7 separate regions of the Mus musculus genome follow, and all the other regions are linked to region 3. The links are chromatin loops, found by intact Hi-C in ENCODE. Cell type or tissue: heart. All regions are shown on one strand. Region 1 has its middle 16 kb from the start of Gm51605. Region 2 overlaps Gm51605 (a long non-coding RNA gene). Region 3 has its middle 63 kb from the start of Gm31603. Region 4 overlaps Gm31718 (a long non-coding RNA gene). Region 5 overlaps Gm31718 (a long non-coding RNA gene). Region 6 has its middle 27 kb from the start of Gm51605. Region 7 holds the start of Gm31546 (a long non-coding RNA gene).

Region 1 (4,000 bases), 150 kb after region 3:
ACACACACGCATACACACGCACACACACACACGCACGCATACACACACACACACACACACGCACGCATACACACACACACACACACACACACACACATACACACACAGAGAACAAACAAAGAATGGGTTAACCTAGGAGTGGTGGCATATACCTGCAATCCAACACCTGGGAGGTTGAGGTAGAAAGGATGGTGTGAGTTTAAGGCCTGAATTACGCAGAAAGACCCTGTCTCAAAAAACAAAACAAAACAAACAAACAAACAAAAACCCACATAAGTAAGCAAACAAATAAATAAAGGAAAGAAGAAAAGGAAATGGGTGGGTAGAGGAGAGGGGTGGAGGAGGGAAAACAGAGCAGAGTGGGAGGGGTGTGCTGTAAACCTGGGCATGATCAATACTGTGCCTTCAAGGACTGGTATCCGGTCAGCTCTGGTCCTTCCCTTGTATTTTTAGCCTGGCTCTTTTGTCTCCATTACTGTTCGCCCCTCCCTCTCTTGCTGATTTAATTACCTGCCTCTAAAGGCCAGGGAACCAATTATATATCAGCTTCTGGCCTTTAAAGACAGCACAGGTTCCTCTGTCCTGGGATAACCTAGTAAGCTTTAAAAGCTAGTCTTTGTTTGTTTGTTTGTTTCTTGGCTTTCTGTCCCTTTACACCCTGCGGAAGACAACGCATCAACATCTGACCCGAGTCTGGGGGGAATGTTTCCAATTAACAATTCTCCTTTATTGATTGTAAACAAACAAACAAACCCGGAAATCGGCAGTCTCTAAGAAAAATGTTTTAGAATAGTGATCTTTTAGCGCAGGTTTCAGAGGCCTCAGCCCATTTAGTCAATAATGAAAAGGATCATTATCTTTGCATTCACAACTAATGTCCTCTGCTTTCTCCTGTCATTATTTGGCTCAGCTGGGAACAGTCTCCTTCTTATTCCCTAATAGGCTAAACAGTATTGAGAGCTGATATTTGTGAAATAGTGATGCCTTTTGTGGGTGACAGGCTTGCCTCTGGTCTGTGTTGAGGTAGAATTTAGGCTGACATGAGATTCCTTTCTTTTCCTTTGTAAACGTTATATATATATAGGCTGGAGAGATGGCTCAGCGGTTTAGAGCACTGACTGCTCATCCTTCCAGAGGTCCTGAGTTCAATTCCCAGCAACCACATGGTGTCTCACAAACATCTGTAATGGGATTTGATACCCTCTTCTGGTGTGTCTGAAGAGAGTGATGGTGTACTCACATACATAAAATAAATAATTCTTTTTTAAAAAATGTATATGTGTATAGAAGTTTTGTTTGCATGTATGTCTGTGTGCCGTATTCATGCCTGGTGCCCACAGAGGTCAGAAGAGGGGCGCAATACTCTGAGACTGGAATATGGATGATTGCAAACTACCATGTGGGTGCTGGGACTCGAACTCTGATCCTCCAGAAGTGTAGCCCGTCCTTGTAACCCGTGGACCCATCTCTCCAGCCTTGTACCCCCTTTAAAATACAATACACATCAGGATCTAAAGAAGAAAACATATGTTTATCCTTTTACTCTGGTCTCCAAAAGAAGCTTGCTGTTGACTGCGGCTGCGTGTTCTGCTGGCACTATCTAAGCAAGCTAACCTAGATAGGAACTGGAGTTACATCAGCCGTCAGGCAGGGAGTCTGGCAGCACGCCAGTCTGTGAAAACCAAACGCATTTGCGTCACCGTTCCCTTGGTGATGTTTCTGGGAGCCTTGTCAGCTCTCCCATGAGGCTGCTTCCTTAATGTCAACAGACGTTCCTAAATCTTTAGTGCTGAATAGCTCTTTTCCATTTCTAGAAGCACTTCGATGACCAAACAGCTAACGGGTGGCATGGCTGCCATCTTTAAAGCTCATTTCTTTCATGAATTAGGTGTTTGTAGCAGTGCGGGTGGGCGCTCTGGGAAGGCTTAGATTCCCGCTGCTCTGTGATGTGGGATCTATTTTGGAGGAATCGGGTCAGCAGCTTCAGTCCAGAGCTGCATTCCTGCGTTCATCTTCCTCCGGAAAATCCCTTATCCCACTCCCAGCTCTCCCAAAACCAATTACATCGTCACAGTGTCAAGTGTTGGGAGAAGCGGTTGCTCCAAAGACCCCCAGAATCAGCCCCAACTAAGAGCGGCTTTCTGATCTCCCTCAGCACATCTGTCCGCTGTTCATCGTGAGCCATAAATAAGAAAGGACGTCAGCCTCCCCTCCCGTGAGATTTCTTGTTTTCGGTGTGATGTCTTTTTATTGATCTCTGCTGCTAGTCAGGCGTGTTTTCTTTGGAGAAGCAATGGAGGGAACCACGCCCCCTAATCCCTACCTCATGGGGCACTAAAAGAGCCCTGTTCTCAAGCTAGCTGAGTCCTTTGCCCTACAGGAACCTCCAGGTCATTAGACAGTCGCTACCCAATTAATCACAGTCTTTAGACGTCTTAATGTGGAGAGCAGGTCTTTCTTTTGTGGTGATTAGGGGAGGGTTTTTTGAAAGCTTTATTATTATTATTAAAATTTTTATGTTTGGGGGCATTTTGCCTGCGAGCATGTCTGTATTCAGTGTGCTTGTTCAGTGCCCTTGCAGGTCAGAAGAGAGCATTGAGTCACTAGAAGTGGAGTTACAGATGTTAGTGAGCTATCATGTGGGTGCTGGGAGCTAAACCTGGGTCCTATGTAAGAGCAGCCAGTGCTTTTAAGGTCTCCACGCTCCCTGCCTTTCTTTCTCTTTTTCCTTCTCTCTCTCTCTCTCTCTCTCTCTCTCTCTCTCTCTCTCTCTCTCTTTCTTCCTTTCTTCCATTCTTTCTCTTTTTTCTTTCTCTTTTTCTTTTCTCTTTTTCTTCCTTTCTCTTCTTCTCTTTCTTTCTCTTCCTTTCTCTCTTTCTCTATCCCTTTCTCTTTCTTTCTTTCTTTCTTTCTTTCTTTCTTTCATTTTCTTTCTTCCTTTTTCTCTCTCTCTTTCTCTCTCTTTCTTTCTCTTTTCTCTCTTTCTCTTTTGCTTTTTCTCTTTCTTTCTTCCTCTACCTTTCTTTCTTCCTTTCTCCCTCTCTTTCTTTCTTTCTTTTTTGTCTTTCTCGCTTTCATTTTCTTTCTTCCTTTCTCTCTCTTTTTCTTTCTCTTTCTCTTTTGCTTTTTCTCTCTTTCTCTCTTCCTCTACCTTTCTTTCTTCCTTCCTTTCTTTATTTCTTTCTTTTTCTGTCTTTCTTTCTTTTTCTTTCTTCCTTTCTCTTTCTTTCTTTCTTTCTTTCTCTCTTTCTCTCTTTCTCTTTTCTCTTTCTCTTTTGCTTTTTTCTCTCTTTTTCTCTTCCTCTACCTTTCTTTCTTCCTTTCTCCCTCCCTCTCTTTCTTCCTTTCTTCCTTTCTCCCTCTCTCTCTCTCTCTCTTTCTTTCTTTCTTTCTTTCTTTCTTTCTTTCTTTCTTTCTTTCTTTCACACAAGGTCTTATGCATCCTGGACTGACCTCAAACTCACCACCTAGGCCAAAAAGGAACCTTAAGCTCCTTATCCTCTGACCTCCAACTCCTGAATGCTCAGATTATGGGCCTGTGCCACCCACCATCATGAGGATTGAACCCAGAGCTTTGTGAATGCTTGGTCAGCACTCTGCCAACTGAGCTACCTCCCCAGCTCTGTGAACTTCTTTGAAACATCATGAGTTCTGTGAGTGACTAAGACAAGGGATTGCAGAAGGAGTCGCTGTCCTTTCAGTGAGCCTGGCAATGGAGGCAGGCTGTGAGTCTTCTGTCTCTGGAGGTTTTGTGACTGTGGACCTGCCTCTGGGCAAGGGGCTCCAGAAAGTGCTTATTTTTTTTCCCCTTTCAGATGCTGAAGTTATCTTAGCTTCAGTTCAATCTGTCTCCTATGATGCCCGTTGTACCATTCATGGGAGCTCTGCAGCTAACACACCAGAGATGGTATCTTGTCTCTGTGAGGCTGAGAGATTGAAAACAGAGAGGCTAAGAAATAGAAGGAGCTCAGAGCTGTGTGTGCTTCTTGAGTTATTTTCA
Region 2 (4,000 bases), 170 kb after region 3:
TTCTTCATGTGAGAGCCCAGGTGTGGATCTGGGAGATGACTTAGCTGGTAAAGTGCTTGCCCTGCAACCATGAGGACTTGAGTTTAATGCCCAGAATCCACACTAAAGAGAAAAACAAAACAAACACATACACAAAAAAACCTAGAAGTGTTGGCTTACACTTGTAGTTCTAGTACTTGGGACTTGGACTTTGGTGATTTCAATATGCTTGCCCCAGGGAGTGGCACTATTAGGAAGTGTGGCCTTGTTGGAGGAAGTATGTCACTGTGGGGGTAGGCTTGGAGACCCTCATTCTAGATGCCTGGAAGCTAGTCTCCTGTCTGCCTTTGGATGAAGACTTAGAACTCTCAGCTCCTCCTGCAACATGCTTGCATGAATGCTGCCAATGCTTCTTGCCTTGATGATAATGGGCTAAACCTCTGAACCTGTAAGCCAGCCCCAATGAAACGCTGTCCTTACAAGAGTTGCCTTGGTCATGGTGTCTGTTCACAGCAGTAAAACCCTAACTAAGACAAGGACTCAGGTAGATAGATCCCTTGGCCTCACTGGCCAGTCAGTCTAGTCTGCTTGGTGAGGTCAGATCAAAGAGTCTCAAAAAAATAATACAGATAGTATGAAGAAAGGACACCTGGGATTGCCTTCTGGCCTTTCACACACATGTATACACATACAAGCAACACATACACACAGGCACCCATAGGCATATGTGCACACATACACTCACACAAAAGGTTCAAAGCCAACTGCCAAGCATTGCCCCGAGTATGGAGCATGAAACTGCTTATATAACATATGGGAGAGAGAGAGAGCCTGGTGCGGGGCAGGTGCCAAGGTAAATATCCGATCCAGCTGCTCTCTATCCACTCCAGTTTCTGATGGGTCAAAAGCACAGCCGGTAATAAACACAATGTTGCCTCTGTCTTCGCTTCCTTTCACTCCTGGGGTCCTGCTTCAGACAGAAGGAAGCAACAGCAAATATCAGAGAACCCTATTGAAAGTGTCACTCATCCATTGAAACGTCCTTTCTATTCAAGAATGTGATGATTAATTATTCATTGCTTTTGGAGTTGAAAGCAAGGACAGGGCTCTCTGCCTAAAAGCCAGAGCTTGACAACAGTAGATTTTCAACGGCCAGATTTTGGTCATGGACTGGTTCCTATGGGATGGACCCCAAGTCTCAGATGTGCAGGGCCGAGAGGCATGCAAACTTCAAATGGAGCGATTGCTCCGTGCCCTCCGTGCCTGCGATGGATCTCTGGGAGTTAATTCCCTGCATGGGTGGCCCGAGTCCTTTGGCCTCCAGCCCCATGGCTCATTCCGCCACTCTGGGCAAGCAGTAACCGCCCACCCCAGTGCAAGTCTTTCTTTCACGGCTCATGGCATGAACAACTCATTAATTCTCCAGGGCCGAGGTTGGGGATTACGTCAGTCTTACACCCCACTGTAAGTGGTCTAAATGCCAGGGTAGCCGTGTTTGCAGGGCTGCATTCGTGCCAGGGGTGCAGATCTATCAATACATAGTTCTGAAATATGCTTCTCTTCCATCGGGTGTGCTTCTCCTGGGCAGCAGATTTCAAAATGGAAGCTCAGTGCCTAGCCAGAACGCAGGCTCGGGAGCGCCTGGAGGACTCTTCGGGCCTCTTCAGGGTAGGTGAGATCTTGCTTGCTATGTCCCCAGGAGGAACAGGAGGCAGAGCTAAGCCAGGCGGTGTGGAGTTTCACACATGTCCCCAAAGACGAGCTTCCTGTGGTGTAGACACGGGACTGCTGCGGGAGGAGGGGGAGTGTCGGGCAAAGGAGGCACAGTGACACATTTCCTGAGGCCCTGGGCTGTGAGCCTGCACAGCGGGGACAGAGTGCCATCTGGTGGTCACTGGCTAGCATTGCAGGTACCATCCGGGCCTTTTTCTCATTAATGGAGAACTCAGAGGGAACTCATTTGGGCTTTTTAAAGATCTGTTTCAAAACACCAACGGAAGACAAGGAGGTCAGATGTGCCCGCTCCTACTCATCATTATACCTCCGGATACTCACTGCCTCACATCCTTCTTGAACCAGACAACGACTTCAATGGCTTCAAGGCCAGTTTTGTTTAGTTTTTAGAGACAGGGTCTCAAACTTGCTATGTGTTCAAGAAAGACCTTGAGGTTTTGGTTCTCCTGTTTCCACCTCCTGAGTGCTTGAATTATAGAGGCACATCATCACACCATCGTGCTGGGGATCAAACCCAGGACTTCACGGCTGATAGGTAAGCATTCCAGCAACTCAGCTGCACCCCAGCCCCAGGGCCAGCACTTGACACGAGCTTACAGCTCTGAGAAGTCTGCCTTGCCTTACACCCTCCCAGACCATGTTCTCCCTGTCACGACTCCACTAACACTTGAGCACAGGAGTCCCTGTCTCACCCCTGCCTGAAACATATGTACATTCTTCTCTAGTCTGCTGAACCCCACACTTTTCAAACTCCACCTGTGGACATGTTGACACCCTCAGAACACCAGCCTCATGGGTGTTCATGCTGATAGACCAGATCACAGACCATATCAAGAGCCTCTGATACCTGGAGGAGGCCTGACATGTGACCAAGTAGCTGTGAAGATGGCTCTGGCTTCGGTAGTCGTGTCCCACACGATGAGTGATTCAGTTAACATTTTCTTTGTTCTGGGGCTAGAAGTCTGAGGTTAAGGCCTTCTTAGAGTTGGTGTCTTTGGAGGCCTCCCAAGGGCACGGTACAACCGTTATCTCTCCGTGTCCTCAGTGGTCTTTACTCTATGACTGCCTGTACCCTAATCTACTTCTTATAAGGACATCAATCATGTTGAAATAGGACGTATCCTCCTGACTGCTTTTTATCTTAGTCATCTCTTTGAAGGCCTTGTCCCCAAATGCATCCATCTTCTGAGGAAATGATCTTCTGGGGATTAAGACTTGAGCATTGTGTTGCCTCTGCCCCTGGTTACCCAGTAGACTCGATGGGGGGATCCTATTGCTGAAGACATCACACACATAGGCTACTGGAAATAGAGAAATCAAGTTAGTAGGGACCAGGAAGCTTCAACCCTGTGGCCAGCTCTCAGTACTGAAAGGCAGTCAGGGCTAACATGTCACCAATTATCTTTTCAAGCTGAGAGCCCTGTGAATAGCAGTAATTGTTATGCTATTGTTTCCAGTTGGACTTGGGGCCAACTCCACAGGAGGAGACAGATGTCTGGTACCACAAATCTGTCCATGTGCTGTGGTCAGGGAGCCCCAAAGATCCCAGAGAGAACATACTGCTTATTATTATACTAAATAATCAAATTGCCCTTTAAGATTTATTTACTTACTTTGTATGTGTACATCGTCGCTGTCTTTAGACACACCAGAAGAGGGCATCGGATCCCATTACAGATGGTTGTGAACCACCATGCAGTTGGTGGGAATTGAACTCAGGACTTTCAGAAGGGTAGTGGGTGCTCTTAACCGCTGAGCCATCTCCCCAGCCCTCAAATTGCCCTTTAAATTTATAACTGTATACCATGGATTGGTGTAGTTCCCAGCCCCCATCAGAAAAGTGCCTTTGTGCAGTAGATGGCGGTTAACACAGAAACTCACAACCAATCAGAGGTCAGAGAGTAAATGTTGGAGGGCTCAACAAATGAAGCATCTATATAATTCTCCCTGCCCAAGGCTTGGCAACCGTCGTGGAAGAGAGATGAAAAGACTATAACACCCAGAGATCGGGAAGGGGCCAAGGGAAATGTCTTCCGGACACGACTGGACTGCGGCACCCCTGAACGCATGGCCATTGTGGTTACCTGCGCAAGATCAAGTTGTCTATATTGTAGAATGGAAGGGGCGTGGTGTGGAAGGGGAGGGGCGTGGAAGGGGAGGGACGTGGAAGGGAAGGGGAGGGGCATGAACGGGGTAGGGCTTAGGAACTACTGACAGTTGATATCTTCTAGGAGAGGAATTATCAGTTTTTGTTAAGTGTACAGCCCCTGGTTGGTTAATCATGCTC
Region 3 (4,000 bases):
TCTGCCCCAGTTGAAACAAAGTGTATTTCATTCAGATTTCCACATTCCACTACCCTCCCTGTGGTGGCAGACTCTGCCATGCTCTGGGGACCAAGCCTGTCAGGTCCCCTTGGCATAGGGACTGATGCACAGAGTGTGTCTCCTAGCTTGGCCTCCTGTGGCCTTGGCCCTTAGAAAGAATGACAGTCAGTAGGCATGCAGGCTAGGGAAAGATAGCGATGAAAATAGGGTAACAACCCCCCCCCTCCAGTAGTGGAGGGGGGTGGCCATGGTACGTGCTGTGCTCATAATACTCCCAGAGGAGCCTATCACCACCTCTTCCCTACCGGACCCCTATTTGGCTGAACACAGCGAACAACCCATTTTGGCTTGGCATGCCTCCTAAGAAGTACAGACTAGGCCTGGAATAAAAGCAGCATGGAACAGGCCCAGGGACTTCTGGGATACTTTCCTGCTTGCCAACTTTTCCCTCCTGACCTTGGGCCATGTCCCTCCTGGCAGCTCTACTTCGCTCCCTGCCAAGATGCAGCTGGAGAGAGACTATGGAGGCCGTTCTCAGTGCCACAGGGCCCCGCCGAGGGTGGCAGCCACTGTGTTTTTACAGAGAGGTTTGCAGGGTTACACCAAACACTTCGACCCCTTCTTAAGTCACCCTTCCTAAGTCACCAGCGGTGGGGCCAGGAGTCAGCCTGGCAGAACTTTCTAGATTCCGAAGAGGCCTTTCTGGGAACTTTGCTAAAACCCCGAGGGTCTGAAAGCCTGGCATCCAGATCTCTACTTCTAAGCAACCTCTGCCTTAGAAACCCACGGCCAACCATGTGCCTGGAGGCTTGCCTCTGGTCGAGACCTGTCATCTCCCAGGAGATGTTCCACTTTCTAAGCAGGTGAAAAATGCTCCTAATTAAAAACATTGCAATGTACTCTTTCTTCAGAGTCCCTCCTGGCTGCCGTTCCATGTGGGAACAAGAACACACTGGCCCTTGCAGGCCCTCGGTCCTGACAAAGGCTACTCAGCTCCGGCGTACCCTGAACTACCAGGGTTGGAGGTCTGATCTCCACTAGGTTGAGTCACAGCACTAAGCACAACCCTCCCAGTGTTGGCAGGGGAAGCCATGGTGCTAAGTTTGCGTTGGTGTCCAGAGGGTACGCAGACCCCTCCTCCTGCCCTCCTGTCTCCTCTTTCATGCTCCATGGGCCTGGCTCCCTGCAGCTTTCTCAGAACCACAGACACAGGGCCAGTGGAAAGCATGACAGTCTTCCCCATTTGGTGTTACGCACTCCACCATGCCTCAGGAAGAGATGGAGAACAGAGAAACAAGGTCTGGAAGTCAGCCCCACTCCCTCCCACAAGGTGCACAGGGAGGCCTGTCTGTCTCTAGTGACAGCAGCAGCAGCAGCCGGCCACCTCTCACAGCGAGGTGTCTTCCCCCTTCCTGCAGGCCCCACTGGGTAGGTTAACTGCCTTTTCTCTCTGCTCCCGGCTGCACATCTGGATAAAGGCGTGCCTCTACTTTGGTGTGTGTGTGTGTGTGTGTGTGTGTGTGTGTGTGTGTGTGTTTAACTTTCCTTCTCACTGCCATAGTAACCGCTGCATGTTTGGCAAAGGGACGGAGGAGGGAAAAAAAGCTAAGCCCTGGGAGGAAAAAGCTCTGAGCACAGGGCTGGCAGCCCGCCAGGGTAGTCACGCTGCCGCTGAGCTGAAATGAGGCCTCTGGCTGGCAGCCAAGTGACAGAGAACAAAGCTGTCAGTTCCTAATGTTGGCGGCAAAGCTTGCTTGGCACCCTTATATGGTTTCCCATAACTCCCTGCCTTGGCCACCGTCCATTCCCTTCAGGGCAGCAAACGGGGATTAGCACTGCTTCAAGTTGTTTTTCTCCCCTTCGCTCCAACTGCTCCGGTGACATCACCCTCTGCATTCAAGTGCCAGCAGGGTGGCTTCTTTCTGTCCCGCCCCTCCACCCCAGTCCTCCATGGCTCTCTCTCCCTTTCCCTCTTCCTCTCTCTCTCTCCCCCTACACACACACACACACACACACACACACACACACACACACACACTTCCTGTAGCCTCCCTCTTCCCTCCCTCCCTTTTTTTCCTTTAAATGTAGTGTTTTAGGTCATTCCTCTTGTCCGGGGCTTTTTTTTTTTTCCTACTAAATTAAAAACACCCAGGCACTTGTGCATTTAGCTGAATCAAGCCAGACGCTGTATTTTATTTTTATAACTGAATTCCTGTGAGATAAAAATCTCATTTTCCTTAGTAGGCTGTAATCAGCCCTTGCAGAGATGTTCCAACTGCCCCATCTCAAAGCTTCCTTAAGCAGCTCCACAGAGAGATGAACTTGGCTCTTTTTCAGGTTTAAAGGGGCCCCAAGGCCGGTCAAAGGCTGTTTGCGACACACTCACACACGCAGACTCATGAATGCTTCCCTTGTCGTGGAAATGTTACCGAGACCGCCGGACACACAGTCAGTACACACTGACTGCTGGACACACAGTAGTACACACCGTGTCCCTCCCCTTTCCAGAAGGAGAATAGGTGAGCGAGTAAAGCAGCTTCCGAAAAGACTGGTTTCAACTAGCAAGTGCCAGGCAGTGTTATGCAACTCACGGCTAGGTTCGTGAAAGAAATGGAGGTTTGCCGACTGCACAAATGGTCCCCCCCCCTTCTCCCCGCCCCGCTCTGATTCATGAACTAGTTTTCTGATTCATGAATCACTCGGGAGCCAGCAGGAGAAAAAATGAATCCTATTGATCTCATTTCAGTTGAAATGGGCTCAGCAGGCCCATTGCTGGCCGAGGATGGCTGGCCAGGGCCAGACATTCACTCCCAGCCTCCTCCTCCGTCTGTAAGCAGGTGCCTCCTATAGCACTATTAAAGAGATAGAACATAATCTTCCGCTACAATGGTCGTCAGTGGAAAGCCACTGTCCTGGTTGTTCCCTTGTTGGGAAATCTGTCAATGTCTATTGTTGGTCTTAATTTATTTCTTTTGAGATGGGAGAGGGGCACGTGGTTTGTAGCCCAGGCTAGCCCGATCCATTTGGCACCTCTTTCGAGCATCATCTTATTTTAATGTCTTTTCTGAATTCCGGTGAAGTTTATTGTTACTCTTGTGCTGGGGATGCTACAGGGCTTTGTGCACTCTCGGAAGCATTCCATCACAGAGCTATAGCCTCGGCAGACTCCTTACTTTTTATTTGGAGATAAAGTCTCATTGGGCTGTCTAGACAGGCTTTCACCTCATTCTGTTTCCCAGGCAGGCTTTGAAAACGTGCAATTCTGCCTCTGCGTAGCTGGGATAACAAGCCTGGAGACTTCTGAAGTAGAAAGTCCTGTTCTGAACCAGTAAACAAATGGCTTTCCACCCCCTCCCTACAGCCTCTTCAGCTAGGAAGGATTCTAGGTAATGCTCTGTCTTATGTAAGGGCAAGTTGGCCATGGCTGACTGTTCAACTCTATGAATGGGGGGGGGGGGGGCTGGGGGAGGATGGCAAGGGAGAGAGACTGAGATTGGATAAAGTCTGTCTTTCCTTCCAAAAAGAAATGAAGGCTTTGTCCTTGGTAGTCCAAGAAGCAGAAATTGAGCCTGAGGCCAAAGGCAGATGGAAAGACGCCCTCCCCACCTCCTTCCTCCATCCGTGAGCTACCACTTGGTGCATGCCTTGTGAAGTACCTCTTCGTCCAGCTGGTAGTATTCTGACCAGCACTTTCTTTGGCTAGTTGGTAGCACCCTGACCAGCACCTTTGTTGGCTAGTCTCCACACCTACCCTTACTCCATCCAGTCTCTGGGAAATTAAGACAGCTGGCTGGGTTAGGCACACTGGTACTCACCTGTGATACTAATCCTTAGGAGACTGAGACAGAAGGCTCGCTGTGGTTTTGACAGCAATGGACTATGTAGTGATGTAGTGAGTTCAAACCCAGCCTGAGGTACATGAGGAGCCCCTGATCCAAAAATAAATACCTATTACACACATACATTAGGTGAAATACCT
Region 4 (4,000 bases), 140 kb before region 3:
CAGACTTACTCACTGCCCAAGCCTGCAGACCAGACCTAATGGGAGATGAGTGGTCAGCGGTGGTCTTGCCTGAGAGAGATATTAGTGTAGTTCTCCTGATAACCTTCTTGGTTCTTGAGAGATGATTTTTAATAAAGGAGAAAGACTGGTCCCTCTCCCATTTCTTTCTGTCTTTCCATGTGATTTTCCCTTGATGTCATCTTCTGTGATCTGGCATGCTCAGGGAGCCTTTTCCAGAGCTGACACTATGCTCTTGAACAACATTGTGTGAAATAAACATTTTTTTTTTAAATAAAGTACCCTGGCATCGGTATTTTTGTTATAACAATAGAAAATCGACTCATACAAAGGTAGACTAGAAAATTGAATAAGGCCTGGTAAGCCACCTTAGGTTGGTAAATGGTACAGGTATGGCAGAAAAACAAAGAACACACTAAAGGAGTCCTTCCTGCCTTGGAGATTGACTGCAACAAAGTTACAGAACCAGTCTCTGGACAGAGGAATGCCTTCCAACGGGGAAAGGGTTTTGTGGACAGGGACTAGGGGCAGATCTCAGCAGTGACCTTCCCCAGCTTCATTTTCTCTCTCATGGACACTGTATTTCTGGTGTCCAACCACCACACACTTTTGGGGACCATTGATCCCAAGGGCAAAAGGAGTTGGAGGATGGCATGGCTCTCAGCACATGGCGTTCTGGCCTCTGTGCGTTGCCTGGGGGAAGACAGAGATGTAGTAACAGCTCTCTCTGGTGATCTCAGCTCTGGGGACACAGGTCAAATTTGGAAACCATTCTGCAAACACACATAGGCCCCAGTGAATGTCTTTTTTCTAGGACAGAGGTTGTAATACATGCGTACTGTTTTGATGAAGTTTATCGTCAGAGGCTTGACAAGTGGGTGTAGGGATAACAGAGCCAAAAAAAAAAAAAAAAGGAAAGAAAGAAAGGAAGAAGGAAAGGAAGGAAGGAAGGAAGGAAGAAAGGAAGGAAGGAAGGAAGGAAGGAAGGAAGGAAGGAAGGAAGGAAGAAAATCAGGATAGTTTCTCATTTGGGGACAGAAAGCTAAGCTAATAAAGGTCCCAAGCTAAAGGGGAATGACTAGAGGGGACAATGTGGGACCATTTTGGAGAAAGTGCAGCTCCATTTGCTCAAATACGTTTTACTGAGGAAGCCACCAGCCACAACAGTGTGAGCGGCCATCATTACAGAGTTGCTCCCCAGACTTCCCCTCGTCTACTCACCCATGTTTGCCAAGTACCAACCTCGGGCTGTTATTGGCATCCCACCACAGTCCTGTGAACACTACATCTGGTGCAGGTTTGTATGTACCCAGACCACTTTGCCTATGACCTAAACAAAAGTGTCTCTAGCTGCTCATCACCATCTCCTAAAGGTAATGGAAGGATGGCTCCTCATTCTCTCCCTGCCTTGGACCATGGCCTCTGAGAGGGTACTGGTTCCTTTGTCCCTGAGAAATGAGTAGTCCAGCCAATGCCTTTTATGACCTGCAACTTGGTCCCTATACTCTGGCTTCTATGGATCTGACAGGGAATGGTCAGCTGTAAGGATTTAAAAGAAAAAAGCTCTGGAGCTGTATGTGTGCATGCTCTAGGGGGCATGTGAGTGCCAATTGGGGTTCTGGCCAGGTCTCTTGAGAACTGTGGGTGCCACACACACATGGTTTGGTTGAAGGACAGAGGACAGAAGGGGCGGGGTGTTTGGGGGAAGAACAAAACGTTCATCCCGTTTAGCTTCCAGGAACATGAGGGTCAATGTGTAAAAGATGAAAGTCATCCCTTGCCAGCGAACCTCACCGATTGCACAACTTCCTACAACCCAGCTTTGGAGCTGGCCCTTGAAGAGAATGTCCCAACCTAGTGGCAATGGATTCAGGAACTTGGGGAGATGATGACATTCGTTCAGAGGTTGTGGTCCTCTGAGCCAGGTCACTTCTCCTGGCTCTGCTGCCTGTCACAGCCTAATAATAGCCATGGGACACTTTGGAACTTTAGAGTGACTGTGTTTAGCCCTCACGTTGGTGTGGACTGTCATGACATGGAGGACAAATGACGAGGATCAGCCAGGCTGCTCCCTGTGAGCACCTGCCAGCTACTGCATGTACAGTCAACAGGGCTTTTGACTTAATCTTCACTGCAGCCTGAAGAGATAATGATTTGGTTAGATCTTGGCCAGAGGGAAAGTTGCTCTCTCTCTCTCTCTCTCTCTCTCTCTCTCTCTCTCTCTCTCTCTCTCTCTCTCTCTCTCTGTGTGTGTGTGTGTGTGTGTATTAGTGAAGTTTAATGGTGTAGCAGAGTCTGCTATAATCCTTGATTTGTGTTATCTTAGATTATTTCAGCATCCACAGGACGGGGAATAAGGCTGAATGTAGACCTCAGGGACCCATCTTGGCCTCTGTGGGTGCAGAGGTGACATATATGTGTACCTTAATAGCAGAGGGGAGTCACTAATCTGCCACAGATACATCTTGTCTCTAGAGGTTAAAGGGGACAGTTTCAGAATACCCACTATGACTCCTGCCTTGTCTCTTTGCTCTTCCAAGGTCATCCTGCCTTGGGTTGATGGTGTTAACTAGGCCCCAACATGTAAAGGGGCTCACACAAATCCATGGGTGAATGTCTCCTAAATGAGCTGCTCAGGGGACTATTTCTGAATACACTGAGGAATGGGGAGGGGGTCAGCGGTATCTCCCGGGATGACAGTAGCTCTGAACACACTGGAGAGGACCCTGGCTCTTTGTGAGCTGTGTGTGCATGGTCAGTCATAGAAAGTAGGGTGAAGGCTGAGCAGCAAATATGGAGAGGACCAAGAATTCATCATGCAGTAGGATGGGGGAACCTGGGTCTGTCCCTAGTGTAAGGAGACAAAAGAAAGGTTTCTCCCAGACAAGAGCAGTGGGAATCAAGTAGCAGACAGAGAAGGCACCCAGTAGGAAAGGCCCCAGAGCTCACTTGGCCATGATGTCATGGTAGAGAGCTGCCAGCCTGCAGATGAGGCACTTGCCACCTGTCAACCGGGTGATTGATGCCTGCCTGAAAGGGTGAGGGCATGGGTGACAGAACTCGCCCTTTGCCTTTTCACATGAGGTCCTAGGGTAAATATGTCTTGGGACAGGTAGAATGTGAGGAAAGAGACACTGAGCTGTTAAGTCACAGGTGTGGGCCTCGGGTCACAGAAAAGCAGGGAGCCTGATGGTCTGGCAGGCCTGAAGGCTACTGGAAACAGAGGGTGGGAACCGGGGTAGCCAGGGAGGAAATGCCCTCGTCTCACAGGTTTCTTGAGAAGGAAAGTCTGGGCTGTTCTGAAGGGGAACTTAGAGACCAGGGACCGGATGTGAGCAGGGGACCAGGAGGAGGGAGGAACAATGGCCATTCTTCCACCACAAGCTGAACTTCCCCGAAACAGGAAGGGCCTGCCAGGAGGGGAGGGTCAGGCTGAGGGACAGGAAGGAAGGGGCCTGAGGGAAAGCCAAAGGCCTGTGTACTGTGTTTGGAATTCACAGGCCCCTGTCTGCAGGTCCCCAAAACAGTCAGCAAACTCAGTTCACACTGTAGGGTGTGACTTTCCCAGGCTCTGCTGCCTTCCCCTCTCCCTCTCAGGGCCTCCTCAGGACCCTGATGTGAGGCCTTGCAGGGCTTCTCAGGGCCTGGTTCTTGCATGCTGAATGAGTGTTTGTTTTTCAGGTCCCTGACACCTACGGTCTTCACACATGGGGAGGAGGAGTTTCCAGAAAAAAAACAAAGGAAGGTGGCCAAAGTAACCAAGGCACACAGCCTCCTCCTCTTTCGAAAAGACGCCTATCTCCAAAACAATCTCGGCCGCCCATTAAACAACACTTGTTCGGGACAGAGGAAGGGCAGCATGCAGGATCGCTGGGCTTTCCAAAGAAAACACTCCCGGTTGTCCGGCAGGCAACAATGAACAAAAACCTGAATGGCATTCACACAAGAGGGTGGGGAGCCTGGGCCAGGCCCTCAGGGTCCT
Region 5 (4,000 bases), 170 kb before region 3:
AAAGGAGCCCCACTGTGTGAAGCACCTCTGCAGTGACCCCAAAACAGTTAGGTAGGTCTCCTGTGAGGAAGAAGTCCCCGTGAGGATACAGTGAAGAAGTGAGAGCCTTTAGCAGGCTGTTCCCAGCCAAGATGCCTACTCCCTTGCTGTCAGTCCAGCCCTTAGTGTGTGCCCCCGGGACTCAGAGCTCTCAAGCAGTACTGGAAGGTTACATGCAGGTGGCCACCATTTCTTTCCATCCTAACTTCCTTCTGTGCCTTCATTTTCCAGGTGAGGAAGAGAGAAGAAGAGTGAGGAAGCTGGCTTTAACTCCCTGTGTCAGAGTTCAGCCTCCTACAGGCCTCTTGGAACGTTTGCATTGTAGGTAAGCAGAAGGGTAGTCACCCCCTCTCAACAATAGCCAATGGGTGTCATGACAGGAGAGGCAGGACTCCGGTACACAGGACCACATAAAGGCCCACTGTTCCCATGGAAGGCACACGGATTTGCCTTTGGTTAGACACACCCACTTCCATCCACCCCCGGGTATGGGGTTAGAATGTTCTTCATTGTTAACTCACACACTGTTATTTCCCAAACCTGCCCAGCCCCTCCCAAAAGCTTTGAGTCCTGTTTACCATCTTTGTTTTCTAAAACAATTCATTCTCTTTGTTCAGCTGCCCATCCATCCATCTACGCATGTTAAATATATCTTTGCGGTGAGTTGGACTCCGTCTCTTACTGAATGGCTTTATCTGCTCATGGCAATTTCATACAGTCTCTGGTTCCCCAGACTGAGGGTGCATGCACACACATTTCATTATCTTCCCCCTCTAATTTTGGAATAGATTCCAAAATTTCTCTTCTTTCTGTGTATGTGTTTTCCCCCATGACCTCATGCCTGTAAGACTGTTTGGGACACTGGCTTACAAAATGCTCCCTGTTCTGAAGCCTCCTGATACCCTTGCTTTCTAGAGCAGAGGATGGTGGGGCCAGCAGGATATTCACGCTTGCTCTCTGCTTTTACACCCAACCCCATCTGGGGCCTCATTGGTGCCTATTAGGACAAAGCCTTGGGGTCAAGGTCTTATCCCATAAAAACTATTTATTTATTTTTAATTCATTGAAGTATTTTTTTAGTATATAAAATAATGGATTTCACATGATGACATTTTCATCCATATACTTTGTATTTGTTTCCTTATTATCCTCCCCCATCCTTCCTCCACTACTCACTCATTGTCCCCCTCTCCCTTTCCTCTAAGACTTGCCGCTTTTATGCCATTTATATATGTGAATATAGCTAAATCTAGTTCCATACATGAGAGAAGACATATGACATTTTATCTTTCTTCCCTCATTCCCCTCCCTCACCCCTCTCCCACTCCCTTCCCTTTCCTGACTTCCCTCCCCATCTCCTCTCCCCCACCTCCTCTCCCCCCACCTCCTTTAAGTTCTCCTTTCCCATATAGACCCAGTTCTACCTTCATATTATATATGATTCTTTCTTCAAAGAGTCACATCATATTCATATATATAATGCATATACAAACCAAATGCATATACAAACCAGCTGCAAAAAAAGCTGCCTGAGGGAAACAAAAAACAAAAACCCCAGAAAACTAGAGTCCTTTTACTCCAGAAACAAGTAGACTTTTTGAGACTAGCCACCCAGAAAGCAACCCCCTCTAATACCCACAGCATGCTCTGTGGAAGCAGTCATGCATGTGTGTCCATGTGAGTGCATGTGTAATCGTGCATGTGCATATGTGCATGAACCTGTGTATGCACACATGCATTATGTATGTGTGTGGGTATATGCAGGTGCAATTTAAATAAAAACAGCAGCATTTCTGGTCTGGATCTAGAGTGCTTGGCCAGCCTTGCAATGCTATTTTCACTAGCTCCGTTCTGACAAGGGGGCAGCTGCTACTGTTTGATGTGTGGAGAACACATCTCCTGGGAAGAGACAGGGGGAGCCAGGACACCAGGCTGAGTGGCCTCAGAGCAGGGCGCATGCTCGTCAAGATTCTATTTCAGGATTGTCTGAGACCAGTGTGTGTTCTTGCCACAGAGGAATGCTCCCTTGGAGGGGATGGCTAACCTGGCCAGGCAAGGCAGGAATGCACAGCCTGTGGTGGTGACGCCTCCTCCCAGCAATGTGTCCTGCTTCCTGCTTTGAGTCACATGAACATTTTTATTTTTTGTCTGCCTCCCACTACAGCCTGCATTCTGCCCTGCAGTGTTGTCAGGGTGGGGTGGGGGGTGGGGGTGGGGGGATCTTCTGCGTCTGGAAGCTGTGTTGTAAAACTCAGAGCTGTTTTCAGCATGACTCTGTGACGTGTAAAGATGTTGGGAGGAGGGAGGGACACAGGAAGGGAAAGGAGAGAGGAAGGAGGGCAAAAGGAGAAAGGGAGAGAAGCATCTCACTGACGTCAAAGGAGACCGCATTCTACAGGGTAACATTACTGGTACCTCCACCATCCACCCCTTCTAATTTACTAGAAACTGAACAGCCTGTTCGGAGACCCAGAGCGCTGCTTGCTGCTCTCCCCTCCTCCAACGCCTCCCTGCCTCATGTTCTCCTTTGACCAAAAGAGCCATTAATTGTTGGGAGTTTGAAAGCTACCTGATTCCTTGGTACAGAGGGGATTTCCACGAGTCATAATTCAGTCCCTGCTTGTGAGGACACTGTAGCTGAAGTAAATTGATCCAGCTGATGACAAAGGGCCCCTGGGGACAGAGAGGTCAGCTCTGCAGCTGGGGCAGCTGCTGGGGTTGTCACATGACTGGCTGTGCTTGCTCAGGCTTGCCCCCAGTGCCCTCATGATCTTCCTGCACACACACACACACACACTCACACACCCCATCCCCCAGTCCCTGCATCCCTTGCAATCTCTTCTTTGCCTCTCTAGAAGGCCAGGATTTGCAGCCTGTCTGGCTTCCTGAGGTGAAGGTGATTTTCCAGGAAGTTGCCAGCCTCCTTCTCCACTTGAAATGTGGGATTACTACTGGCAAGATGGCTCAGTCGGTAATGTACTGGCCACACAAGCACGAAGACCTGAGTTCAATCCTCCAGAACTCACATAAAAAACTGTTTGGTGACATGTGCTTGCAAGCCCAGTGCTAGGAAAGTAGAAACAGCTCTCTGGGTCTTGCTGGCCAGTCAACCTAGTAGCTTAATAGGTGAGCGCAGAGCCAGTGAGAGACCCTGTCTCAGAACACAGGATGGATGGCTCCCAAAGAATGATAGCCAAGGTTGATCTTTGACCTCCCCATGCACTGACACACATATGTCAGTGTGACATACACAGGTACATGTACAAATTCAAAACAGAGTGGCTCCCTCCTGGTAGTCCTCTTTGCTGCCCTGACAGGTTCTATGGTGTTTTGCTGAAACCTCTCTCCATTCTGCTATCTGGACATGCAGGACCTGTTCACGAATACGGTCTGGCAACACTAACTTGTAACCTGGAGTTCCAGAAACAGCCGATTCCACTACCCAGATGGTAGAGTTCAAGCCGCTGGCTAGCCAAGGCTGCACAAGTTAATTTTTATCCCAGTAAAAAATAATAAACACCGCATTAGCAACTACATGTTTATCAATTTGCAGTTCATTTCCAGCCAGACCATCTCCCTCCTGTGTGTTTTTACTGCTGGCTGATGATCCGGAGTACGTTTTGTGAAACCATATGTGGCTATTTAAGCCCTGGCCTCCGTTGCATTTATGCGATGTTTTCCACCTTAATTGTATGACGCTATTTGGCTCCTAGTGCTATGGCGTTCGACTAGCGCATCCAAAATGCTAAAGAAACTGCAGTAAAGCCACAGGACTTGCTAGGGGGTCACCTGGCAGCTCAGAGACCTGTGCTGCTGCAGTAAGGATTTTATATTTCCGCTTTTATAAGAAGTCCCAGCAAGCACGTGTTAAATCATCCTCTCTGGGTAGGAATGTGTCTGTTGTGTTTCTTCTCGTTTTATGGTAGGCTGATATCAGAGGAGGTGCTGAGGACAGTTCTCA
Region 6 (4,000 bases), 140 kb after region 3:
TTTCAGCTGACCCTGCCCCCTCCCCTACTTTCAGTCTTTCACTTCACACACACAGCAAGCAGAGCAGTCCCAGGGGAAGCTCCATCTCCACTCCCTGGGGACCCTTCTCTTAGGTGTCCTTAAACAGCTGTCACACTGCCCCAGTTGTTGTTCAAGGAACATCCCCAGAGTTTCATTGAGGCAGACTTGAAATTGACCCCACCATGGTGATCTGCTCACTCGAAGCTCCCCTGGGAAAAGGGTGCCAAATCTGTACATGGGTAGATTCTGGCATCTACACTGCCTGACAGCTCACCACCTGTTGGTTTCTACTGAGAACATACGTTTGGACTTGTAGGAACTTCAGAGGTTCCTCCAAACCAGCTTCTCTGGAGGTGCTCTCGACTGTCTTCCGGGCAGAGCAGCTCCACAGCCTGCAGCGTTGTCTGTCAGTGTGATATTTAAAGGAGAGTCCCACACTGGGCCTGCCGGGCTGAGAGAGGGGATCGCTCATCACTTGAACCTGAATGTGGAACTCAATGCCAGCTTTGTAAGGTAACTTTTGCTGGTGTAGTTCCTAGTTACTCATAAGGAGTGGGAAGAAATTATACTACTTTTGAAAATTAGGAAACTGGACGAGAGAAGGTATCCAGGACACATTTGTAAAGGAAGGGTCCAAGCCAAGAGGATACAAGGATACCTCAACACTTGCCCTCTGTGGGCAGCCAGCCAGCTCCCCTAGGGGACAATGTTTCTGGAGTATGGCAATGCTGGGAACGGAGTCCAGGGCCTTCCTTGCACAGGTTAGGTGAGGGCCCTCCCTACCACTAAGCTGCACTCCCAACCTTTGACCCACATTTTAAAGGAGCCATGTTTATTTCTCTGGCTGCCATTAAACTTGAGCCATGAACTCGCTGAGGCACAAGGGAACCCAAGCAGGCATAGGGAGGGCAGAGGCACTGAGCAAGCCTCATCAGATCAGAGTGAGTTCACACCCCTCCGCACAGACACAGGAGGCTTCACGTTTCTCATCTGCTCCCCAGTCAGCTTTGAAGAAAGATGTATTTTTAAACACAAGCCTTCGAGAGAAAAACGCTCTCTGCATGTCCCCATAGCCTACTAACGGGGCAAGCGTTGGCAGCCGGTTCCATCTGACTATTCTGAGGGTTGTGTTCTCAATTGCCTTTCTATTCTTGTCCCCAGCCTATGGTGGAACCACCATCCTCAGAGACAATGGTGTGTTGATGAAAGAGGTCTCCTGGGTTCTCATTTGTTCTGTCTGAGGACTCACTCTGTGCAGCTTCAGGCCTGGGGGCTGCCCTCACTTAGCCGTTAGTGGTGGGTTATTTTGGTTTTGGGTTTTGTTGTTGTTGTTGTTGTTGCATTCTTTTCTGTAGTGCTCCCTGCACTTAATGCTCCCTGCGTGCTAGATAAACTTTTACTCCTGACATTTCTAGCCTCTTTTGACTTTTTATTTTGAGACAACTCAACTTATCTTGCTAAGTTGTCCTGGCTGGCCTGCAACTTTTTCTGTAGAACTTGTATGTTTTAAGTGTGTTCACGTGTATGAGGGTGTACAGTATGTATGTATGTATGTACACGTGTACGTGTGCACATGCATACTGAGGCCAGAGGACAACTTCAGATGTTTTCCTGGAGCTATCCGCCTTGTTTTTTTGAGGCAGAGTTTCTCATTGGCTTGAAACTATCAAGTAGGTGAGGCTGTCTAGACAACAAGCCCCAGGAATCCTCCTATCTCAGGGTTCCTAATGCTCAGATAACATGCATGTACCACCATGGCTGGCTTCCCCAACCCCCCCTCCCTCACACTGGCTCAGTATGGTTATTGAACTCAGACCCTCATGCCTGCATTGCAAGCATTCCCCTGTCAGAGCATCTGAGCCATCTCTCTAGCCCAGGCCTTGAACTTCTGATCCACTAGGCCTGACTTGCTTATACGTGTGTGTGTGTGTGTGTGTGTGTGTGTGTGTGTGTGTGTGTAGCCTTGGCTGTCCTAGAATTCACTCTGTAGAACAGGCTGGCCTTGAACTCACAGCGATCCACCTGCCTCTGACTCCTGAGTTCTGGGATCAAAGGCGCATGCCACCACCGCCTGGCAGCTTACACCTTTTCCACACTGACTCCTTGTCAGCTGCCAGAAAGCCAGTCTCTACCTCTTTGCTCAAGGCTGAAAAGGGCTGGACTTGTGAGAGCTCCGGGTCACTTTCACTGCCTTTCAGGGACCAGCATCAAACACTTCCCTCTTTATGAAGGGACGCCTCCCTGCTGGAGACCATGCCCCTCCTTATGGTCAGGGCTCATTTCCTTAGCCAGAGAAGATAAGGACCTGCCAAGTCCTCTCTGAGCCTGCTCTGCAGCTCAGTCAGGATGTCCTGTTGAGTTGCGATGGTGTGTCCTTGAGAATTAGATTATTGTTGTTTTGAGGCAGCCATCTCGACCCGACTCATGGCTGAGGGAGCCGCCCTCGCCCTCGTCTGGCTTCACTGAGGAGTTCTGCTGCTGCCGGGTCTATTTGAGTTATGTAACATAAACAGCTCCAAGGAGATGGGCTTCCCGGCTTTTGTTTTTCCTCTTGTCTCCACAGAGCATTGCCTGGGTGGTGTTGCTGGCCGTCTCTGCTCTGTTCTGAGAACAAAACAGCCCTGCCTTGACCTTCTCTGGGGCCTTTCCTCTCCACTGCCCATGCAGGGGCAAAGAAACCGAAGGACACCAAAGCTATCTGTGATCTCTTCAAGAGTTTGTCCAGACCTGAGATGGTGGGTGGATATCAGCCCTTTCTGTAGCCTCTTGTGAGAAGTAATTACATACTCAAACACACAGGCGAGCATACATGTACCCGCGCACGTATACACACACCCACATACGTACGTACGTACCCACGCACGCACAGCGTGCATGCGCAAGCATTCACACAGTTTTTCTTTTCTTTTCTTTTCCTTTCTTTTCTTTTCTTTTCTTTCCTTTTCTTTTCTTTTCTTTTCTAATTGAAAGGATGGTGGTAGACCTCAGCTCCATGAAAATGCACCCCTGTTGCCCCATTCAACCCAACAGTGCTCAAGCCTTATATAGCTGGGTAGACCAGCGCCTGGCTTAGCCCTGATGGCTTCCAACTGGGTAGACATGCGTCTTGGCACTCCTGAGGCCTAACCTGAGGCTCAGCAGCATCGGGTGAAAAACCGTCCCAGGACATCCTCTTTTGCGCCTCTGTTTACGTGGCTGTCTTAAGGCAGAAGAGCTATTTTCAGGAGCGTCATTAACTTCAGAGTCTCTTACTGTAAGATCCCATCTCTGCTCATCAGCTTGGCTTTATCCCATTTCTCTCTGGAATCGTCCCTAGCATCCCATGCGCTATCTATTTGGGTCACCCACCAACCTGGGGGTAAAGAGAGTGTTTCTTTTCATCTGTCAGAGTTGTGAGGTTGAAGAGAAGACTGGAAAGACAGGCACTCAGAACTTTGGGGATATCTGGTCCTAGGGCACTGGATGGTGGTGGGTAGGGTTCAAAAGGAAGGGTCCTGAAACCAGCAAAGGGATTTCCCCCTGAAGACTAGCAATAAAAGGAGACACATGAAACTGAAGGTTTTGTGTGAAGAAAGACCTTAAAATGTCCACACTGAAGGCAGGTCCAGTAGTGTAGACTATCATCCCAGAAATTCTGGCGCTTGAAGTAAGAGGCTCAAAGTTCAAGCAGCCTTGGACCACAGAGTGAATCCAAAGCCAATCTAGGCAACTTAGTCAGCTCCCATCTCAAAGGGTAAAATTAAATTGATAATAATTTTTAAAAGAGGGTTGGGGATACTGAGCAGATGGAGCTCTGGGTTACAACCCCAGAGAGAAAGGATGGGGAGGAGGGAGAAAGGAAGGGGAGGAGGAACTACCATGCTGGACAATTGAATCCCAGCTGTGGCCTCTGATGAGGCTCCAAGTATCCAGTCTCCTGGCAGCTCTAGGATACTCTGTAATTTGCCAAGTCCCAAGCTGCCCTCCTGCCTCCTTTTCT
Region 7 (4,000 bases), 70 kb after region 3:
GTTCATCTTTTTTTTTTTAAGCCGGAAAGCTAATGAGAGGATACTGGGCTTTTAATACATTCAAACGTTGTCCACCCGTCTTCCTACGGCTTATCTTTCAAAGGACTCCAGCCAGTGTGTTAACTATACACAAAAACCATAGCCAGCTAAGAACACTCCTTCCAGTTCCCTTTCTAAAAGCCAGTAGAGGGGGGCCCTGGCTCCAAGGCTACTGAATCTCTTCCAGGTCTCCTGAATTTTTCCTTGCAGATAGAATAAGGGTATGGCCTCAGTCTCTCCTTTATCTGCTTTCCCTACACACACACACACACACACACACACACACACACACACACATACACACACAACCACTTTTTGCTTGAATCTTGAAATTCCAACATGCCTCTAGTTAACATACATCCAGACCCCAGTTTTGCTCTAGATGGGGACCTGTATGGATAGAGACACATGCTGATGGCAGCAGCTCAGCTTCTAAAACCTCCGTGCTCTGATCTGGCCTGGTTCTTAGATGCTCCACACTCAACTGCTTTCCTAATACTAAAAATCCCCGTGGACAATGGAGGGTAGCTTCGAGGAGGTTCATCAGAGGGGAAGCACTTGAAAAATCTGTGAGATCACCCCCAACAAATGTCATTGTTTAGAAGAAAGGCCCTTGAACCCGTTCTAGAAGGTTCGTCTCTGTTGTCGTAGTTACAGTTTGTGGAAATGTATTCATATTAACAAGCTTGTCTGGTTTTATATGCCCTCTCCCCCCAATCCCCGCCTCCCCATTGCTCACTTTCTTGCCAGTCAGCAAGGTGGGCAGTGCCACCCACAGAAATGCAAATGACATGTGAGGAATTATTTTCTCCTTCATGGAAGCTGAGGTCAGAGGTGAGAAGACCTTACTATGGCTTTTTTTTTTAAACATCATTTTCGTTAGACAGAGAGAGACAGACAGAGAGACAGAGAGAGAGAGACGAGAGACAGACAGAGAGAGACAGACAGACAGACAGACAGAGAGAATGCAAACTTGAGTGCAGGCACATTTTAGGAGGTAAGAGTCAAACCTCAGTTATCCACCCTTGCCTTCCATCTTGTTTGAGATGGGGTCTTTTGTCCTTTCTTGTTTAGTACCTCAGGTAGCTGGTCCTTGCGCGTCTGGGGAGTTCTATCTCTGAACACTGAAATTATGGCCACACAGTAGTTGGCTTACATGGATTCTGGTGATTCTAGTTCAACCCCTCAGGCTTGTGGAGCAAGTGCTTAGCCACTGTGCCTGTTCCCCTCGTCCTCAGGATGACTGTCACTTAAGGCTGCCCCGTACGGAGGGGGAGCCATTAATCCATGGAGTTCACAAATTTAGGATGCCATGGTATAAAGCATCCATAATTCCGCTGGGGTCCTGAAGGCAGAACTCCACATGGGTGATCTTGTAGCACCCTATCCTATAGTCTGTGGGCACAGGGCTTCCTGCATGCCTGGGGCTCACCTCCGCTGCAGTGAGGCCTGGGGAGGAGAGTCACAGATCTGATGTTCATGTCCAATGTTGTGGTTATAGACTGAGATCTGTTTTGGCCCACAGACTTAAGCATTAGAATCCCTTCCCATCCCCCTACACAGATTTGTATTTAAAAGGAGAGATCTTTGGAATTAAAGTCAGGAAAACTGTTGCTCGTCTAGTCTCCACAGACCCCCTCCCTGTAGAGTATTTCCTTCAGTTCTTAAGACAAATCACAAGTTTCCCGTGTCCTGAATAAGCGCCAGCCTCAACCCACAGCATCTGCCTGCCTGTCCACTAAGGAATGCACACACAGATGCTGCAGCCAATCCTGTAACCTTGACTCTTGGACAGCCAAGCTCATCCTCACTCTCTTCTGGGAGGACCCGGAGCCTTAAGCAAGAGGGCAGTCTACGTGACTAAAACATACCAACTTCCTCTTTCATAAGTCGTCACATGGTGAGCTACAATTACAATTCCTGCCTTGTCTGTGCGAATTGCAGACGCATTGCCTCACCCTAGAAACCCCGCTCCTGTGTGTGGAGGAGGCAGGCTGTAACTCCAGCAGCAGCCGCTTTGGACAGGATCCAGCTCCAGTCTGCAGCGGGAGGGAGGGTAGTGGGTGGAAGACAGAAACAAAGCTATGTTTACTTAGCATACATCGATTAAAAAAAAAAAAAAAAAAAAAAAAAACCGGCTCCGGAGTTACATGAAAGGCCAGGCATCATGAAAGGCTGTTGATACAGTATAAGGGTTTGCTGCCCTGGATCCAGGACCTACCTTAACCCCCTGGAGCCGGGTTGCTTTTTATGAAGGACAGCCCAGATCTAAAATAGCCTTTCCATTTTCCAGCAGGCAGGCATCTGGAGGGGGTGGAGGGAGGCTCCCCCCCCCCGCCCCCCCTGCGCACAGCTCTAACAGCTCAGTTTCAACATGAAGCCAGTGTGAAATACAAAGGAAATGCCGGTCTTTTGGAGAAGCTCCACTTCGCATTTCTCAAGGCAGACATTGTATGTACCTCGGCAATTCTATTTTGGGTTGTAGTGGCGGCTTTCCCTGGAGAGGGCATTGTGGGCTGCTGGCAGGTGGACCGAGTACAATCAGGCCAGGCTTTCAAGGGAGGTTCTGCTTTGTTTTAATGTTTCTGTGTCTGCCTAGTGGGCCATCTCTCAGGGCACTGAGATGACTCTGCAGTCAGGGCAGCTTCATCTCCTCCACTCAGGTTCTGCACGGTCAAAATCACGTGCTCAGATGAGTGACACAGGGTCTTGGAAGAGAGTGACCAGACTGACAGGTCCTGGAGCAGGTGCCCAAACCAGCTGGCACCAGCTGCTTCTGGGAATGGATCCGGGTAGGCCCCATTCCAGGCTTGGAGAGGGTGAGGCAGGCTTGTGACTGGAAGGGGAGCTGGGGAGGCCCTTGACACAGATGTACCTTCTCTGGAAAGCCCCGAGAGAGACGTTCAAGGTTAGCCTGTGGACGCCCTTGGCATCTGGCGCTAAGCTTTCTGTGCCACCTCCAACAGGTTTATTCTTGTGCTCTAAACAGCTCTCTGGGCTGCTTCTCTGTGGGGCGTGTTTCCTCTTGTGGCTATTCTTTGAAGCAACCTGGCATTTTTCAATAGCAGCCACCGGAGAAAAAAAGGTCAGCAGATTTTTCCCCCCTCCCTTTCCACCTTCCAATCCAGTTGTAGGAAAGCTAATGTACTTAGTACCCTGCTCTTCCCACACTTAACCAGCCCATTCCAATCTTGGGGAGAGAGGTGGACCTGCGTTGTTCACCACAAAAGCAAAAGCGGCTCTTACTCAGAGTAGTAGGTCTCAAATCAGAGCCTGACTGACCGACCACTGACAGCACACACCAGTCCCTGCTCCCTACCAAAGTGTACAATTCGGTGTTCCGTCCACTCTGGGCAGCCCTCACTGCCCAGCGTGGAAGGGAACAACGAAGCGATGCTGCCAGGCGCGTCTGTGCCCACTGGGCTAAGCCGGATGGTACAACAGACAGCCAAGTCCACCCGCCAGCGCACGCCCTAGGCGCAAAGGGGACAGCGCGCGCCCAGAGTTGGCCACTCGAAGTTCGGCCCCGCGGAGGCGGTGGGGCAGGGCCTACTAGCCAGAGACCGGGGGCGGGTCCTGAGCCGTGACGCGGTGCGCTGCAGAGCCCAGATCCCTGGAATGTGCACTAGCTCGGCGCGGCCCCAGGGCCCGCGGCGCTGGGCACGTCTTATGTGGAGTTTGCGCAGTGGCAGCGTCCCTTGCCCACGTCACGCGCTCGCTGCACAGACCTACATAAGACGCTGGGCGGCGGCGCCTGAGGAGCCTCGGGCCTGTGCGTCCTCCTTTCAGTGCACGCGCAAAAGAGGCCGGGCCTGCCTGAGCACTAAGTTTTTGTAAAACTTAAAGGGGCAGCGGCAGTGTGTAGTTGCTTCCTCGACCAAAACAGGGCAGAGTGTTGATAGCGTGCGCGCGCCCAGCTGAAGCCAAGTGAGACGCTAACAAGGAAAAGTCCAAAGTGCGC

What was found. Hi-C counts contacts between places; a loop is a spot of excess contacts. Peaks named below come from ENCODE experiments on the same cell type or tissue, not always from the same donor. Only the 100,000 strongest peaks of a DNase experiment are listed, where the experiment ranks them.
Region 1: a loop joins it to region 3, with 5 times the contacts of the local background. A loop is called at or near these places in 10 of 42 quality-filtered maps.
Region 2: it touches region 3 in a loop (8-fold over the local background); 13 of 42 quality-filtered maps call a loop at or near these places.
Region 4: a loop joins it to region 3, with 10 times the contacts of the local background. A loop is called at or near these places in 5 of 42 quality-filtered maps.
Region 5: it touches region 3 in a loop (10-fold over the local background); 15 of 42 quality-filtered maps call a loop at or near these places.
Region 6: it touches region 3 in a loop (6-fold over the local background); 10 of 42 quality-filtered maps call a loop at or near these places.
Region 7: it touches region 3 in a loop (9-fold over the local background); 19 of 42 quality-filtered maps call a loop at or near these places.

What each region holds. Positions count from the first base shown.
Region 1 is chr8:126,515,042-126,519,041 of GRCm38, reverse strand. No RefSeq gene overlaps it. Among named protein-coding and RNA genes, the nearest start is that of Gm51605, 16 kb to the right of the region's middle. In heart, no CTCF peak of the experiment used is centred here; DNase peaks (open chromatin) are centred at 1,681 and 2,281; H3K4me3 peaks cover 896 bases; H3K27ac peaks cover 2,511 bases.
Region 2 is chr8:126,495,536-126,499,535 of GRCm38, reverse strand. It overlaps Gm51605 (a long non-coding RNA gene), which reads left to right. Exons shown (of 2, transcript XR_003947621.1): 1 at 1-2,248; 2 at 3,670-4,000. Among named protein-coding and RNA genes, the nearest start is that of Gm51605, 3.2 kb to the left of the region's middle. In heart, no CTCF peak of the experiment used is centred here; DNase peaks (open chromatin) are centred at 825, 1,415, 1,775 and 2,405; H3K4me3 peaks cover 847 bases; H3K27ac peaks cover 1,840 bases.
Region 3 is chr8:126,664,367-126,668,366 of GRCm38, reverse strand. No RefSeq gene overlaps it. Among named protein-coding and RNA genes, the nearest start is that of Gm31603, 63 kb to the left of the region's middle. RefSeq lists an enhancer at 611-2,946. In heart, no CTCF peak of the experiment used is centred here; DNase peaks (open chromatin) are centred at 386, 1,746 and 2,516; H3K4me3 peaks cover 1,433 bases; H3K27ac peaks cover 3,937 bases.
Region 4 is chr8:126,805,413-126,809,412 of GRCm38, reverse strand. It overlaps Gm31718 (a long non-coding RNA gene), which reads left to right. Exons shown (of 8, transcript XR_879375.3): 8 at 3,700-4,000. Among named protein-coding and RNA genes, the nearest start is that of A630001O12Rik, 42 kb to the left of the region's middle. In heart, a CTCF peak has its summit at 1,614; DNase peaks (open chromatin) are centred at 1,842, 2,622, 3,422 and 3,832; H3K27ac peaks cover 2,523 bases.
Region 5 is chr8:126,837,910-126,841,909 of GRCm38, reverse strand. It overlaps Gm31718 (a long non-coding RNA gene), which reads left to right. Exons shown (of 8, transcript XR_879375.3): 3 at 271-364; 4 at 657-698. Among named protein-coding and RNA genes, the nearest start is that of A630001O12Rik, 9.1 kb to the left of the region's middle. In heart, a CTCF peak has its summit at 1,950; DNase peaks (open chromatin) are centred at 2,049 and 2,759; H3K4me3 peaks cover 1,205 bases; H3K27ac peaks cover 3,358 bases.
Region 6 is chr8:126,525,703-126,529,702 of GRCm38, reverse strand. No RefSeq gene overlaps it. Among named protein-coding and RNA genes, the nearest start is that of Gm51605, 27 kb to the right of the region's middle. In heart, a CTCF peak has its summit at 2,433; DNase peaks (open chromatin) are centred at 822, 1,022, 2,422 and 3,932; H3K27ac peaks cover 2,369 bases.
Region 7 is chr8:126,594,365-126,598,364 of GRCm38, reverse strand. Gm31546 (a long non-coding RNA gene) reads left to right here and starts at 2,197. Exons shown (of 2, transcript XR_388210.1): 1 at 2,197-2,490; 2 at 2,703-4,000. In heart, a CTCF peak has its summit at 3,788; DNase peaks (open chromatin) are centred at 1,444, 2,044, 2,834 and 3,694; H3K4me3 peaks cover 2,713 bases; H3K27ac peaks cover 4,000 bases.